2 separate regions of the Homo sapiens genome follow, and region 1 is linked to region 2. Evidence: chromatin contacts called from ENCODE Hi-C or POLR2A ChIA-PET data. All regions are on one chromosome and are shown on one strand. Each heading gives the region's core, a stretch centred on a gene start or an enhancer-like site at or near the end of the contact. The rest is flanking DNA. Distances are from core to core; before and after follow the strand shown.

Evidence for each region. A loop is a pair of places that touch in the nucleus more often than their neighbours do. ChIA-PET counts read pairs that join two places held with the same protein, here RNA polymerase II (POLR2A). Pooled maps may share reads with other maps.
Region 1: a loop to region 2 is called in a map of prostate gland, with 6 times the contacts of the local background. The contact joins two enhancer-like sites. A Hi-C loop is called at or near these places in 3 of 168 maps with a recorded cell type or tissue (K562, endothelial cell of hepatic sinusoid and prostate gland), 1 of 37 single-sample maps with no recorded cell type and 1 of 50 pooled maps. POLR2A ChIA-PET finds 5 or more read pairs at or near these places in 4 of 52 experiments (GM12878, H1, K562 and 1 more).

Annotation. Positions count from the first base shown.
Region 1 is chr5:111,771,950-111,776,949 of GRCh38, forward strand. It overlaps a transcript of NREP not described here. Among named protein-coding and RNA genes, the nearest start is that of NREP, 17 kb to the left of the region's middle. Within about 2 kb of position 2,687, at least 2 of the 41 ENCODE cell types and tissues checked have a DNase peak (open chromatin) inside an H3K27ac peak, as active enhancers do.
Region 2 is chr5:111,732,433-111,737,361 of GRCh38, forward strand. It overlaps NREP (neuronal regeneration related protein), which reads right to left. Exons shown (of 4, transcript NM_004772.4): 3 at 2,998-3,075. It overlaps STARD4-AS1 (STARD4 antisense RNA 1), which reads left to right. Exons shown (of 7, transcript NR_040093.1): 6 at 1-2,414. Among named protein-coding and RNA genes, the nearest start is that of NREP, 22 kb to the right of the region's middle. Within about 2 kb of position 3,645, at least 3 of the 41 ENCODE cell types and tissues checked have a DNase peak (open chromatin) inside an H3K27ac peak, as active enhancers do.

The sequences.
Region 1 (5,000 bases), core at 1,437-3,936, 39 kb after region 2:
TAAAAATCCATTAAAAACACTTAGCTAATCAGTTGTTATAAATGCTACTGTAAGATGCTGTCATTAGGAGAACTTTTAGAGGAAATGAAGTTATTAGGAATTCCACGATCTGTAAAACAGAGGAGTTGGACTGGAAGATTCTCCAAATTCCTTCAGTACTAACATTCTAAAATCCTATAACTCTACAGCTTGAAATGTAATTACTGTGTGAAAATTTACAAGCTAGGTTTTCTGCTTAAATGTGATTCTTTAGTTGCCCTCATGCTGTGACTTGTAAAATTATCATCTCAATCACAGTATATTTGGCCAAGAGCCTTATTTTTCCACTCCTGATAAATAACCAGAGGTGAGAGAATAGAAGGTTTTTTGTTTGTTTTAAACTCTTCAGTAGTTTTGAAATACAATTCATTTGTTATTTTTGTTCATCCTTGTTTCACTAAATTTATAGAAACAATTTTGAGATTTTCATCATTAATATACAAAACTTTTGTTTAAAAAATGTGATTACATTTTGACCCAAGAAATATTCCAGTTTCCGAAAGTCTGGAGGTTCAGCTGCAATCAGCAAGTCATGGTTTGGTTTGAGGGAACATCTTTATGCACCTGAGAAGCATCATCAGCCTGGCTCTACTAAAAGGAACAGGTGTGCAGCCTCAGAGAAGCAGCAACAAGTCCTCTCATTCAGCCCCTCCCCCGAGACACCAACAGGGATGCTGCTGGTCCTTTATGGGAACTGCAATCACAGCCTTCGACCCGGGAAAGCAGCATGTTTCCCATGAAGACACAACTGGAGTCACTTCTGACTCAGCACCTGAAAGATGTTGTTTTCCTGAAGTGTATCTTTTCATTAATCTTCTTTATTATGTATTATTAATAATAGGAGTTTAATATAAACGATGCTGTGTTTCATAGCATGACAGCTTTGGATTAGGTAATGTTATCTTGTTACTAATGGTTACTGCTGCTTAGTTTCTCTTAAATAGCAAAATGATGATATTCAAATGTTCCATTTTAGGTTCCGTGTTTATCTGTTTTCAACTAAGTCAACATAGTATTGATAATTCTAGAATTTTACTATAAACATACTTGTTCATACATCATCTATATGTCTCTAGCTGTAATCCCAACAGACAATAGATTGTGCAAGTCATAGTGCATATAACTTTCATTCAATTCTCTGAGCCTTTTTTTTTAAATTTTTTTTTAAACTACTGTCTTTGCAGGAGACTGAGCTTCAATTCTCTGAGGGGAAACCAAAAAAAGGAGAGAAGAAAAGGAACTATTATCTGCTCAGCAGTAAACTATGTTCTGGGAAGATATACCTTAGGAGGGAGAGAGAATCATAAACATACATAAAAACTAATAAACACCTACTTCTCTAAAGCAGATGTAACAATAAATAGTATTTGGAGGTTACTAATTGGTCCTTGGCCACTCCAAGAAAATAGTGGTCACACAGTGCTTTTATTTCACATAAACCAAGAATTAGCAGCTAATGTAATAGTCAAAATCTCTTTGCTCAAGAAATTAGAAGATGATTATTTATTCTACTGAGGATATTTAACAATGAGGATTTATCTTTAATAAAATTTGTTGGGGAGGATTGGAAATCTGTTGTTTTCAGTTGTGCAACAAAGATCTACAAGAATTTGCCCCTTGGTACATTATAATCAAAATTTTCACGCAAAAATGTCTCTATATTATCTACAAGGAAGACTCTAGGACCAAAATTAAGGTTTGAGATCATCTAAAGTTTTCCTTTACTAAAGTGGGTTATTTCTCTGTTCAAAAATATAATGCCTTCTACAGAGTGCCTAATATTCTTTCTTATTTTTTGAAAAACACTGTCAAGTCCAAATTTGGTTCTGGCACACAGAGTTTTATGTGTTCTCTCCCTGGTACCCTGCTTGTAGAGAAATCTTGCGGGGCTTAGGGCAATCCCAAGAGTGTAGCTTATACCAAAAGACCACACTCCTGGACCAGGAAGACCCTTCAACCTGGGCTCTTACCCGTGGGGGAGGTGACACAAAGCATGCTCGTCCCTAGAGTTTTCTACTCTGATCTGAGAATTTATAAACCACTTGACAAATTCCCCATTCAATATGTATTCCCAGAATTTAGACTGAAGCCTCAGGACAAAGAACTCTAGAAACATCATTGAACTAATTAGCATTGATTTAGTTCTCCTTATATTACATGTCCAGCATTATGCTAGATACTGTAGATGAGAGAGGGAAAGGAAAAAAGGGAGGGAGGAAGAAAGGAAGGAAGGAAGAAGGGAGGGAAGGAAGAAGGGAGGGAGGGAAGGAGGGAGAGAAGGAGGGAGAGAAGAAGGGAGAGAAGAAGGGAAAAAGACATATGATATTATGGTAGGCAGAATATTGGCTGCCAAAGATGTCCACATTCTATCTCTATAACCTCCAAATATGTTACCTTACATGGTAAAAGAGACTTTGCTAATATAATTAAGGTTGCAGACCTTAAAATAGGATGATTATCCTGGATTATCCAGTTGTGCCCACCTAATCACACTTGGGCCTTTAAAAACATAGAACCTCCCTTCAGCTGCAGCAAGGAGAAAGGCCACAGAAAGGGGAATGCAGCGTTTCAAAGTGTGTAAACGAGTCAGTGTCCTTCTGTGGGTTTGGAGATGGAGGGGCAATATAACTGGCAGTGCAGATGGCCTTAAAGAGCTGAGAGAGGCTCCTGGCTGACAGCCAGTAAGGAAATGGGGCCCTCGGCCTTGTGACCGCAAGGAACTGAATTCTGCCAACAACCTGAATGAATTTAGAAGTGGATTAACTGCCAGAGCCTCCAGAAAGGAATGCAGCCCTGCTGACATTCTGATTTCTACCTTGTAAGGCTCTAAACAGAGGACCAGTATGGTGACCTGGACTTCTAATCTGCAGATTTATGAGATAAAGTATGGGTGTTGTCTTTATTGCTAAATTTGTGGTAATTGGTTATGGTTAAGAAGAGAAAACTGATACAAATAATAAATGTCCCTGGCTGCAAAGATTCTAATGGGGGAAAAAGTGAGTAAATGCTCTTATGATGTGAGGAGAAATTTTCCTGAAGAATCACAGTAATAGTTTGATTTTGTTGTTTTCTGTTTTTTTCTTTAAGAGATGGCGTTTTGCTATGTTGCTCAGGCTGGCTTCTAACTCCTGGGCTCAAGCAGTCCTTCTGCCTTAGCCCCGAAAGTAGCTGGGAGTACGGATGCACGCCACCATACCAGGCTTAAACTTCAATTCTTTCAAGTATCACAGAGATATTACCATTTAGAACAATTCCTTAAGTTTCTTTCTATACCAATCCTCATTTTAAGGGCATTTTATGGGATACTCCAAAATGACCAAATCTTTAGGGAGCAGTGTGAAGTGAGTGCCTGGCAATCTCCCTGTGACTTGTGGGCTGCCCTAGGGTAGCAGGAGGCAGCTGATTACCACATATAAATACTTGTCAAAGCTGAGCACATGATCCTAATGCAGAATCTTGCTAAGAATGCAAACTGCCTTTTGCTTCCTTGAGAAAGTTTGCAACACAGCAGCCCTACTCATATTCTGTGTGCCTGCCAATTACTTTTATACATGCGGTCTTCCTTTCAATTCTCGGGAATATGCATTAGAGCAGGATTATTTTTAATAATCCAGAGAGTATATTTAGAGCATAATTTTTTTATTCATTAATAATGATTAAGATACATCTTACAGGTGGCAGAAGAAGGGTAGACGAGGGCTTTGTAAAATATGCTTTGAAAATTTGATGCGAAGAAAATATTCCAAAATATTCTCTCAATTATCAACAGAGGGAGAAGACAAACAACAATTTGGGGGAAAATACTTGTGACTCCTATCACAAAGAAAGAACTTAATTTCTTCCATTTAAAAAGTATTCTTCTAAATCAATAAAAGACCAAGAACCTAATAAGGGGTGAAGGATATTAAAAGATAGATCACAATAAAGGAATGATAAGTGCTTTTGCACTTATGAAAATATTCACTATCACTTATAATAAGAGACTTTCAAATTAAAACTATAAAAAACCATAAAAATGTAATTTATAACTACTGGATTAACAAGTTTAAAACATTTGATGATTTACTGTCAGTAAGTATGAGGTGAATAGCCTCAAACCCTGCCAGGAGCAGTATGTACCAGTTGAAACACTTTGGAGAGCAATTTGGTCATATAGACTCACATTAAAAATAAGCATATCCTTGGGTCAAGTAAATTCATGTCATAATTTTTCCTCTAGATAAACTTGTATATGTGCAAGATAATTTATGTCAAGGGGTATTATTTGGAGCATATTTTGTTCCAAGCAAATGTTTGAAAATAACTTTCATCTTTATTAAGAGTGGGCTAGTTTAAATACATGATGGGAATACTAATGTAATGCTATGCAGCTGTTAAAAAGAATGATCAAAATTGGAACATCTATTTTGGAAAACTGTTTAGCAATGTTCACTAAAGCTAAACATACACCTACCTATTGCATGACCCCAGCTGCTCCTAGGTGTATGAGAAATAAATGCATATATCCACCAAAAGACATGCGCAAGTCTGTTCATTGCAGATTTTTTCAAAATAGCCCTTAACTGGAAACATTCCATATGTCCATCAACAAGAGAATGAATAAATAGTCGTCGATTCATACAATGGAATAATAGACAACAACAAAAAGAATAAGCTGATGGAAACATCAGTTTACACTACAACATGGAAAATCACTCTGACATGTTGAAGGAAAGAAGGAAGATACAAATGTGGTTTCATTTATGTGAAGCTCCAAAACAGGCAAAACTAACTGTAGTGATAGAAGTTAGACTAGAGATTTGCCCTGGGGCATGGAAGACCATTCTAAAGTGATGGAAATATTCTATATCATGATCTGAATGGTGTTTACAAAGGTATATAAATATATAAAATTGGTCATGTGTTACCTTATGATATACTTAAGATTGGTGCACTATATACACTTTCTAATTTAGGTTATA
Region 2 (4,929 bases), core at 2,395-4,894:
AACCATGATGTACTTTAATATTCCAATCTTAGGTTGTGATTTTAGAGGTTGTTTTGGTATCATTAAATACCAATGGGACCAAACCAGAAAATTAAATAAAAATATAATTCACCACTCACACACCCTTAAGGGTCTAGATTCAATTTCCAAAAGCATAATATTGGGTAGTTACTTGCAGTTGTGAAAATAATTTCAATCTTGGAATCTTGGTACACAGTCCCAAAATTTAAAAAAAAAAAAAAAAAAAGGAAATCCACTGTAATCCCAGTGTCTTTAAAATAATGCTGCCAGCCCGACCCCACCTCACCCCACAGTCAACCAGTTACCATGGTTCAGGATAGGACAAACTTAGGTTTTGGACAAATGAAGAGTTCAATGGCTGTTAATTGTCACAGGCAAGAAAAGAAGGAAAACCAAAAGTTGATAAATGTTAACTCAACAATTATAGTCTTTACACAGCTTGCCTTAAAACTGCTCCAGTTCAGACTTACTCTGTTCAAAAGTGAATATACAGAACGTTAGTGTATCTCTCTATTTAAATCTCAGTCTCAGTACTAATCTTCTACCTCCATGAAACATACACAACAAAACAAAAGGAAGAGCTAGGGATTTGGGAAGAGGCACTTCCAGAAAAAAAGAAAGTGACGATTATTTCAGATTTGAATTTACCATTTTTACCATTTTTTCTGTTTCAAGGTCCCAGATAATATACATTTCTTCATTAATTATTCATTTTCTGAGTGCCTACTATGGCTGGAGTACTCTATTCGATTTCAAGCTTAGAGAGAGATTGAAACAGAAACAGTAACAGTCCCTGCCCATCTCACCCTTCATTAACTTGCTGTGTGGAAGACAAGCATACAGACTGGACCCTCATGAGGCAATGGTAGTAGGGCCCACAGGGAGGTGTGCTACTGAAGCACCCTGAGGGCCTGGAGCCCACCATGCCCGTGGAGAGAGGTGCTCCTGAGGAGACAGAGTTCTGTGCGTTCTCCCTATGGAGTCCTGCATTTACTAGATTTCAATCCTCTTCCCCTGACTGATTTCAATCCACACACCCTCCCACTATTTTTTTTTTTTTTAAATAATAATAGGCTTTCTGCCCCAACTAAAGGAATTTTAGGCTTCTGCAACAAGTGGAGGAGGCATTTTGAAGATGGGACACAAAGAAGTCTTCTTTCTCCAGATCCAGAAGTCAGGCCTTGTAAGAATTCAAGCCAAAAAAAGTTCATCCATGGGAAAAACGGTTCTTCTATCATCCAGCACGTATTTGTGCCAACAGAGCTGAGGGACTTGAGTAATTCAAGAGGCTAGGGGTTGGGGGGCAGATGTGTCCAGTGGCTCCCACAGCCCCGCCGTCCTGAAAGTCACGCCAGTTAATGTGCCTCGGGGTGGATCAGCCCTCCCGACAGATGACTACTAGGAAATTAATCCCCAGTTAATAATGTGCTTTGGACCAAGTAAGTCAAGATTATTTTTCCTACAATTATACAAAGATATGCTTTTCCAGAAGGGAACTTCTGGAAAAAGAACAAATAACACTATGCTTAAAATATTATTCACATATTTAGAGAAGAAAGAACTTAAAATAGCAGAAGACCTGAATACCATGATCCACGGTGCCCACCCCTGGGAGCATGTCTTTGTGTGAGACAAGACCTAGCACAGCAGGGCTGGCTTTCTAAGGGTACGGTGAGGCACCACTGAACTCATCAAGGAACTATGCCTAGTCTTGCCCCTCTGGTTTATGTCACCAGTATCAAAGAGAGAGGACCTCTGGATGCCTGAATGAGGCAAGAACTAATGTGAAGGCCTCAGCTGCCTTAAGAGAATTATGCCCTGATCTGGCACAGTGACGAATGTCTGTGGTTATACTGCTCGTGCCGCTGGTGTGCTGCTGGTGAGGTGGTGGGGTGTGGGTGTCTTTTAAGGAAAGCGCTACTATTTTAGCTCTCTTCCACTCCAGCTCTACAAATCAGTGCAAGTCTAGTTCAGGCAGGGTCAAACCATTTTGTTCACCTACTTTCCTGCCAGTGATTTCAACCTTGACCTTCAAAAATGCTCTGCAAGATTAAAAGTGATTTAAGATTGTTTTCTTTCAGTGCAAACTGCCAGTTGATACAACCTCTTCAGTTTCTGCCTGCCAGTATAAGATAGGGAATTGTTGATACTATTTAGTGTAAATAAAATAATTTCTTAAACATTGAAATACCAGTAACAGCTGGGGGAGGACTCACCGTTAGTCAATTACACTTATGAAACTTTCAAATAGAAATTTTATTTTCAGTGGATTCTGTTTTTCTTTCTTAACTGCAAAATCAGCAAGTCATTGGTTAAAAAGTATACTCTCCCCGCTTGAAGTCAAACAAGTATTCACCCTAAGAGGCAAAGTCCAGTATCTACAGTAAAAACTGGTAAGTAGTTGTTATTGTTTGTTTCAGAAATTATGCTAAAATCTAAAATATAAATTTTACAAATTTTCTTGAGGCAGAGAACTGCCACACCTAAGATGTCAGAACAATGAAACCACGTTTATAAAAAATGGTTTTTAGGCTCAAAAATTAGAAGAAAGAAATGTAACAGTTTTTTTGTTCCTCCCTTTTGCTTCATGGATAATCTTATCAGACCTTCAGACTTCATTAGCAGACAATTAATAGTCATCATACTTTTAAGAAATCTTTTAGTTTGATCATTGTATTTGAGTTTGTCTAACCAGAAATGGAACAGACTTAAAACCTGTAAACTGTACTTTGATAAACTGATTCCATGTTTTAAATGAAAATTTTTCATTTATGAAGGAAGATAATGTGAACTTTAAGTCATAGGACTTTAGGATATTTTTTAAAAGTACATTATTTCCAAGGTCATCATAGTATCAGATTAATGGATTGTTATAGCAGCCTATAATGGGTATTCAAATGAAAAAGCTCTGATATTTTAAAACAATTGTTTCTATATTGAAAATAGTGTTAACAATATGGCATCTAAGGATCTTACCTTAGGAAGCCTTCCCTCCATGTCCTTGTTTGGAAATGGTTCTTGACTGACCCAGACAAAGAGTTCTGGGTAATAAACCTATAGAGACACAAAAGCATACACATTCAGATTAAAAACAGGATCCACTCTGAAACTACACGGGATAACCTTAATGAGCTCAATTCTCCTCAATGGTTACTTATTCCCGACTACCACTTAGAGCACTGGGGAAACCATTAACTCTTTCAAACTGTTAGTGTGCTTCTGAACACGCACTGCACTCAGGAGAGTTTCAGCTCGATGTCTTCCAAGATTAAGTCCAATAAAGCAGAGATATCAATCAATGTTATTTTTAGCAGGCAAAGTAGCAGCTTCATGGTATGTCTGGCTGAGTGCACTAAGTCATCGGGGAGGTCTAACTTTCAAAGGATTCTATAAGTATCCTTGCAAAACTCCATCAAACACTGTTAAGGGTTATTCTGATCATTTATTAGAAGGCCAAAGATTATGAATAAAATAAAAGAGGAAAGAAAGCAGCAGCCCAGATTCTCTCCAAGTCCATGTGGCCAGTGACAACACATTCTGCCCAGCTGCCTGAAACAGCCAAGTGTCTGAGGGAGGGGCGGGAGATAGGTGTCATCACCATGAATGATTCAGAGAATACTAGCTGATGAATTCGGTGGTGGGAGGGGGTGGAGCGAGGGAGTGGAACTGAGTAACTCTTCTTTAAATATACAAAGGATGATTAGCATAAGGTTGCCGACCAGCTGTTCTCCATCTTCAAGTAATGACAGGAGAGGGGAAAGGCCTTAAAATTACAACTAAGATTTGGGTCAGCTCTAAGGAAGAACTCAGCATAAGAATTGTCAAATTACTAAAAGAAATTAGAGAAAAACTGTGAAATCTTCTTTAAAAAATTTAGAAACAGAATCCAACAACCATCTGTCAGGGCTAATTCACATTTAATATAGTTCTGATTGAAAGCAGAGTGAAATTAGGTAAGATTCCCTCCAGATCAGATTCTCCAAATTCTGCAATAAATAAGCCTCACATTTAATAAACAACAATTAAGAGTCACACCTCATTAACAGATTAACAAACAGACTTAGATGTGTGTTTACATTTTGGTTTTGGAAGCCGTAATTGAGGTAACCTAATCATTGAGTTGACTGTAATGCTTGGTATACCCCGATCAATCCATTTTGTCAGGGAATCTAGGGTAGGAAATGTAGATGGCTAAGTGTGTTCACTCTTCGGAATAATTGAACAGTAACTAACTATCTTTGCTCTACACCAGTGACATTTGTAGCACATCCTAGCTTACAAAGCAATTTTGCATACATTACTTAATTTGTCCTGATGATAAGCCAATAATATTGGTCTTATCATTAAACAAATGAAGAAATTGAAACTCAAAAAGGTCGACTTGCCCCAAGTCACACAGGTAGTGTAGGGTAGGACTGAAACTCACACTAGGTTTCCAGATTCTAAACTTCAGTTCCTTCCACTATCCTGCTGCCCTCGCATTATCCCAGAATGCAAATCGCCTACCACCACTCCCTCAAAATTATACCAGTCCACAGCCGCCACCCACGTTTGGGTCTTAAAGAGAGCTCATTCTGCAAGAGCTAGAACTATTTTCTTTTTGGACTGGGTCTGTTTTCTGAGCCATGTGGTTCCCCTCACCCCAACCACCTTACTTTTCCACATATTCCTCTCCTGTGCCCAGCTCCTTCAGAAAGTAATCCACCATCTGCCTTGTTTGGGACAAGCAGCCACTTCTGACATTTCCTTTATCCAGGAATGGGTGAAGAAAACAAAATAATCTCAAATACACAAGCTTTTTTCAGACTTATAACAAAGTCACAGCACACAAAAGCCCAGTTTGGGCTCAACTTTAGGGGACCCCAAGTTTGAATCTACTGTTAAATTCACTTCATATAAATGGATATA